Linked DNA regions of Homo sapiens: region 1 is linked to region 2. The links are chromatin loops, found by intact Hi-C in ENCODE. Cell type or tissue: A673. All regions are shown on one strand. Links, peaks and the distances in the headings refer to the core of each region. The heading gives the core; the rest is flanking DNA. Region 1 overlaps LINC01558 (long intergenic non-protein coding RNA 1558). Region 2 has its middle 3.3 kb from the start of LINC02487.

Evidence for each region. Peaks named below come from ENCODE experiments on the same cell type or tissue, not always from the same donor. Only the 100,000 strongest peaks of a DNase experiment are listed, where the experiment ranks them.
Region 1: a loop joins it to region 2, with 5 times the contacts of the local background. A loop is called at or near these places in 2 of 110 quality-filtered maps.

The regions. Positions count from the first base shown.
Region 1 is chr6:167,781,988-167,784,898 of GRCh38, forward strand. It overlaps LINC01558 (long intergenic non-protein coding RNA 1558), which reads right to left. Exons shown (of 4, transcript NR_026773.1): 4 at 2,550-2,911. Among named protein-coding and RNA genes, the nearest start is that of LINC01558, 13 kb to the right of the region's middle. In A673, for the core only: no CTCF peak of the experiment used is centred there; DNase peaks (open chromatin) are centred at 1,354 and 1,994; H3K27ac peaks cover 1,783 bases.
Region 2 is chr6:167,698,139-167,701,049 of GRCh38, forward strand. No RefSeq gene overlaps it. Among named protein-coding and RNA genes, the nearest start is that of LINC02487, 3.3 kb to the left of the region's middle. RefSeq lists enhancers at 1,161-1,240, 1,381-1,530. In A673, for the core only: no CTCF peak of the experiment used is centred there; DNase peaks (open chromatin) are centred at 673, 1,053 and 1,503; H3K4me3 peaks cover 684 bases; H3K27ac peaks cover 2,193 bases.

The DNA.
Region 1 (2,911 bases), core at 91-2,590, 84 kb after region 2:
CCCATGCAGACAACATCTTTGTGCTGGGCTATTTGGCCTGATGTATGTAAAAGATCTGTGAATCATGGCAGTGAGTAACGCAGCACCTTCACTTAGTAGGGGCTCATCAAGAGCTTGGCGAATACATAAGTGGCTGGATGAATAAATCACTGAGCTCTGCAGGCTTAAGTCTGTCTTTGCTCTACTGACCAGATCGGCAAATCCCCACCACAGAAGAGAGTTCTCAGGGCGGCAGCTCCCTGTCTCAACCCTCCCTAGCCCTACAAAATTATAAAAACAGATGATGGCTGCACAGGTCTCTGAAGCAGGGCTAGATCCATAAATTAACTAATGGAATTTAATCCTTGCAATAAGATACATTCTTTATAGGTGAGAACCCTGAGCATCAGAGAAGGCAACTAACTCAGCCAAGCTTAAACAGCCATGAAGGGGAGGAGCTGGGATGTGGGGGTCTGACTCCAGCATCTGCACTTGCAGTGACTGGGCTATAGTAGTGCCCCTCACATATTATATGAAAGCACGTGGGCTGGGCCTGACAATCTGTGTCTTAAACAACCTCCCAGGTAAAACCCATGCTGATGGTTGACGAACCTTACTAGGAGCCACAAAGCCCTTTTCCACTCTTGGTACTTCTCTGATCTGTCCTCTAGAACATCTTCTACAACTTTCCTGATTACACGAATGAATCTACCTTTTCATTTTTGTGATTCAGTTTTGTATGAGTCAGGATTCTCCAGAGAAGCAGAGCCAACAGGAGATATATAGATACAGAGATAGAGAGAGAGAGTGGGAGGAATCGGGGCTCATGTGATTCGGGGAACTGGCAAGTCTGGAGTCCACAGGGCAGGTCAGCTGCCTGGAGATGGAGATGACAGTTGATATTTCAGTCTGGAGTCCGAAGGCCAACTGGAGACAGAATTCCTTCTCCCTCTGGAAACTTCAGTCCCAGTGAAGCCTCTTCAGGCCCTCAGTGGGCCAGAGGAGGGAAAATACCCTTTTCTGTCTACACACCTGCTCTCCATGTCCACAGCAGCGCTCTATGACAGGAGAATGTTTGTGCAGTCACTTGGGACTTGCCTCCCTCCTGTGTCTAGTCCATGGTGCAGAAAGGTTTGCCTGCACTTTGGTCTTCTACCAGCCACTGACTTAAGAACTTTTGAAATTATTCTAATTGGCATTTTTAACATTTCATCTTTGAATGTTTAAAAATATTCATTGTAATGTAATTGTCAAGTAGGTAATGTGCTCAGGCACCACCAGCTCATTTCCCAGCTTCTGGACAGGTGACTGTGGCTTAACAGCTTCCAGTCTCCAGCAGAGACTGCCACTCAGTGTCCCCAGCAAAGCTCTGGAGTTCATCTGGAACCTGAAGGGCAAACAATCCAGAGAGACAGAGAGAGAGAGAGAGAGGAAGGAAGGAAGGAAGGAAGGAAGGAAGGAAGGAAGGAAGGAAGGAAGGAAGGAAGGTAGGTCTGTCCTCTTTAATAACAAGGGATAATTTGGGCTAAATTTTGCCTATGTTGCTGCACTTAGTGTCACCTTCAGCAGTAACTTTAACCATTCTGGAATATTATTGACACCTGTTCCAATGGAAGGAATGGAAGGAATTGACATCTGTTCCAATGGAAGTCTCTGATAAAGAAGTCTTTATCAATATCTAAGCAAGTTTTCACCTTCTATTGAATGCCAAGTTGTAAGTGCAGAGATATTTCATAATTGCTTCTTACCTCCAAGAGTTTCAGTCAACAGCTAAAATGACTCTTTTTGAAATAATGTATGCTGCTTTGAATCTACTCCTCAAAATTTACACCCCATCTAAAATGCTTTCCCAATTTTCCCATTTATCTAAGGCCTTGCTCATAACTGAATCCTTTGAAAAATATTACCATTTTCAAAATGTTTGCATACACTTAACCTTCAAGATGCCTGCACCAGGCACTCAGCATGAATGAAGTCAAAGCAAGTCCTGTGCTGCGTTCCCCCAAAAAAGCCTATTCTGTCCAGTGTCACAACTGGAAGCACATCAATCACTCCAAGGACCTCCCAGAAAGAACATCATTTCATCAGTAACTATGAGGAGATGATATATGTTTAGCCTACAAGGAAACAGATGCAAAAAAATTTCAGTGAATGTTTATATAATCTTTTGATGAGGAAGGCCTATTTTTTTTTATAAATAATACAAAAGCAAAGACAGAAACAATAAGGAAAACAGTCACAACTTTTATACCTAAAAGTGTAAAATCTCTAGATGCCAAACTTCAATTAACAAAATTACAAACAAATGAAAAGTCCAAATGAAATACTTGCACTATGCATGAAAAACAAAACATTTATTTTCTAGAATATTTGATTATTTTAACAATCAGTAAGTAAAAAAGATAACTCCCATGAGAAAAAAAATGAAGCCAGGGCATAATTGCCAACTCATTAAAAATATGTAAATATATAACATTTATATTAATATAAAAGATATAACAGAAAACATATTCATAATATTCAATCTCTCTAGAATTCAAGAAACATGTATCAAAAAAATGAGAAACCAGTTTTGTCATTGGAAAAGTTGTATTTATTTTTTATTACATTTTGATAAAAGCCCATTTTTGGTGAGGGTCTGACAAATCAGATGCTCTGAAACATGGGTGGAAGCGATGTCAATCATGCAACTTTTCTAAATATTGACAAAACTCAATATTTACCAGGATGCTTAAAGATTTCAAACACTTCGGCCGGGCGCAGTGGCTCACGCCTGTAATCCCAGCACTTTGGGAGGCCAAGGCAGAAGGACCACCTGAGGTCAGGAGTTTGAGACCCACCTGGCCAACATGATGAAACCCTGTCTCTACTAAAAATACAAAAATTAGCCGGGCGTGGTGGTGCGCACCTGTAACCCCAGCTATTCAGGAGG
Region 2 (2,911 bases), core at 214-2,713:
ACCAGATGCTTAACCACCAGGCCCTGGGGATGGGTTGGTGGGTAGCCTGGAAGAGGACTAGTAAAAAACCACTTGCTCTCAGACGGGGATGCTCCAGCCTGGATCAGCCACTAAGCGACCCAAGGCAGAAGCAAGAGGCACCTTTAGGAGAAACACGCGAGTCCCAGGAGATGTCATGGCACCCGTGGGAAGAGCTGGGCGGTGTCATGGAGACCATCACAGCACTGCGAGGGCAGTGTGGGGAGCCCAGCATGTGGGGGCTGCAGTGGCCCCCATCGCACCTCCATCTATGTCACTCAACCACCATGATGGCCTGCGTGTCAGGCAAGAGCAGGCGGGGAGAGGAGAACCCTCTGCTGGTAGAGGGTCTGACATCAACAGGGCCACACGTCCCCTGCCAGGCAGCAATATTCCCCACCAGGCAGGAACAGGCTGTGTGTGCCCGCAGCTGAGTACCATGGGGCAGTGTCCAGAACCTGTCCCCACCAGCCCGGATGCCGTGCCTCCAGCCCCTCCCTCTGCAGCAACCAGGTCTAGGGTCTAGGACACAGTCCATCCCCCAAGCACTGGACGGCCTGCAGGGCAATACGACGTGGAGCCTGCTCTGCAGAACCAACTCTTCCTGCAAGCAGCCCAAAGCCTGGAGCTAGGAGACTGTAGACGGCCCCCTCCCTGGCTGCTGTCTAGATTCCCAGATCCAGCATGAAAGCAAGGCCCCACGCTGGGGGCTCTATGGCCCCAGACGGAAAGGCCCCACGCTGGGGGCTCTATGGCCCCAGACGGAAAGGCCCCACGCTGGGGGCTCTATGGCCCCAGACGGAAAGGCTCCACGCTGGGGCCTCTGCCACACTTGCCCTGTGAGTAGAGCTGGGTCCCCAGCCTCCACTGTCCGCTTCTTCCCCAACTAGAACACAGACGGAGGGGATGTGAGAAGTCTCCCCCCAGCTGCAGCCACAGGGACCACTTCTTCCTGCTGACAAAACCAAGATTGTGTTCAAATTCCTACCCATCCTCGCACCCTCTCATCTTGTGGGGTTTCCTCCCCCAGCTGCAGGGAGGCCAGCTGGATTAGCCTGACTGGCTGGTCCCCAGCCTGGCACACATCAGAAACATCTGGGGACCTGGCTTCAAGTGGACTGCAGGGCCCACTCCGAGCTCTGTGGTGCGGGGGCTGCGGTTCTAACACGCTGTGCTCTGGCAGAGCCACAGCCATGCAGCTCAGCGCCTGACGGTGCCTCCTCTGAGGAAAGTGCTGGGTCCTGGGTGAGGACGGGGCTCACATCAGCCCAGTCGGGCTAGAGAGAAGGACTCAGGTTCCCCGTGGCTGGGGCTGAGTCCTGTCTCTGACACCACCCAAAGCTTCTTCTCATCTCTGACTGCAGGAGCCAGCCTGGGGACAAAGCTGGCCCTGGGACAGCAAGGGTGGGGAGAGGAGCCCAGCCTGATGCCACGGCTCAGCCCTGGCTCATCCCCCTCCCACGGTGACACCCGCCCTGTGCTTCCTGCTTCCTGGTGTGTGAAGTAAGACATTTCCTCTTTTCTTTTAAAAGCAGCTTGAGTCAGAGTTTCTGTCTCTTGTAGCTGAAAGCACCACCTATTTCCTTTCATGGCTAAAATCCATTTACCCGCAGTCCTAGAACCAAAAAATCCAGCACACGACCGCTGGAGGAAACTGGAGTCAGCCACAGACCTTCCTCCGCACCTCGCGGTGGAGGGGACCCTGGATGAGGGGCCATCCCCAGGGAGCTTCCAGGAGCCTGTGTCTTCGGGAACAGAGCGCCAGTCAGGGTCATAAACCCTCATGTTTTTGTTTTAAGTTGTCCTTCAGAACCATTAGTACAAGGAAATGTTATCTTCTAGGCCTATTAGGAGATTAGGGGGAAAAAAGTACTGTATTTTAAAAGAAAGTACTGCAGGTCCGTGATTTGGTAGTTACTTTTACTTAAGAAAAAATGTTATACTGAGTTTTTAAGTTGAAAAGTGAATTAACTTAAAAAAGTATAAGGTAAATAATGCTGTATGTGGTAAGAAAATACAGCTAAAATTATGGTGATGGAAAAAAAGACTAAAGTTGGAGAATTGTAGAGCATGAATATCACATCATAGATGATTGTGTGTCCCCTGTGGAAATGAGACTAGGGGCTCCCAAATAAGGAGCTGTGGAGAGCAGTGCGAATGCATCTCGCCTCGCCTTTACCTATCCCAGAGTCAGTGTGAGGAAGTGACTCGCAAAATACTCTCAGCACTCAGGAGAAAAGAGTCACACACAAAACATGCAGGCGAAGATGGCCTCAGGTTTCCACTGTGCAGTGCTGGGCACCAGAGCCCGATGAACAGCAGAGTCCAGGGAGGAGGGAAAATGTGGTCCTCAGGGCCCAGCACAGGCAAATCTTCCTCCCTGTGTAGACAGGCTTGTATGTTTGACATCGCGTTCTTGCCTGCTGGTCAATAGAGAGAACTTAATCAAAAGCGTAGGAATTATGTCAAATATGCAAGAGCATACAAAGTATACACCTTCCTGGGAAAATGAACTGCAAAATACATTCAGTCAACTGAGATAAGAAGCAAAGATTAGCTCAAAAATGTAAAAGTCCCGCTATAGAAATGTTGGCCAAGTCCCCAGAGACTGGTTAAAATAAGTGGCATAAGAAATTTCTACACATAAAAATTAGCCGGGCGTGGTGGCGGGCGCCTGTAGTCCCAGCTACTCGGGAGGCTGAGGCAGGAGAATAGCTTGAACCTGGGAGGCGGAGGTTGCAGTGAGCTGAGATCACATCATTGCACTCCAGCCTGGGTGACAGAGCGAGAATCCATCTGAGAGAGAGAGAGAGAGAGAGAGAGAGAGAGGCAGGGAGGGAGGGAGAGAGAGACAGAGAGAGAGAAAAGGAAGAAGGGAGGAAGGGAGGAAGGA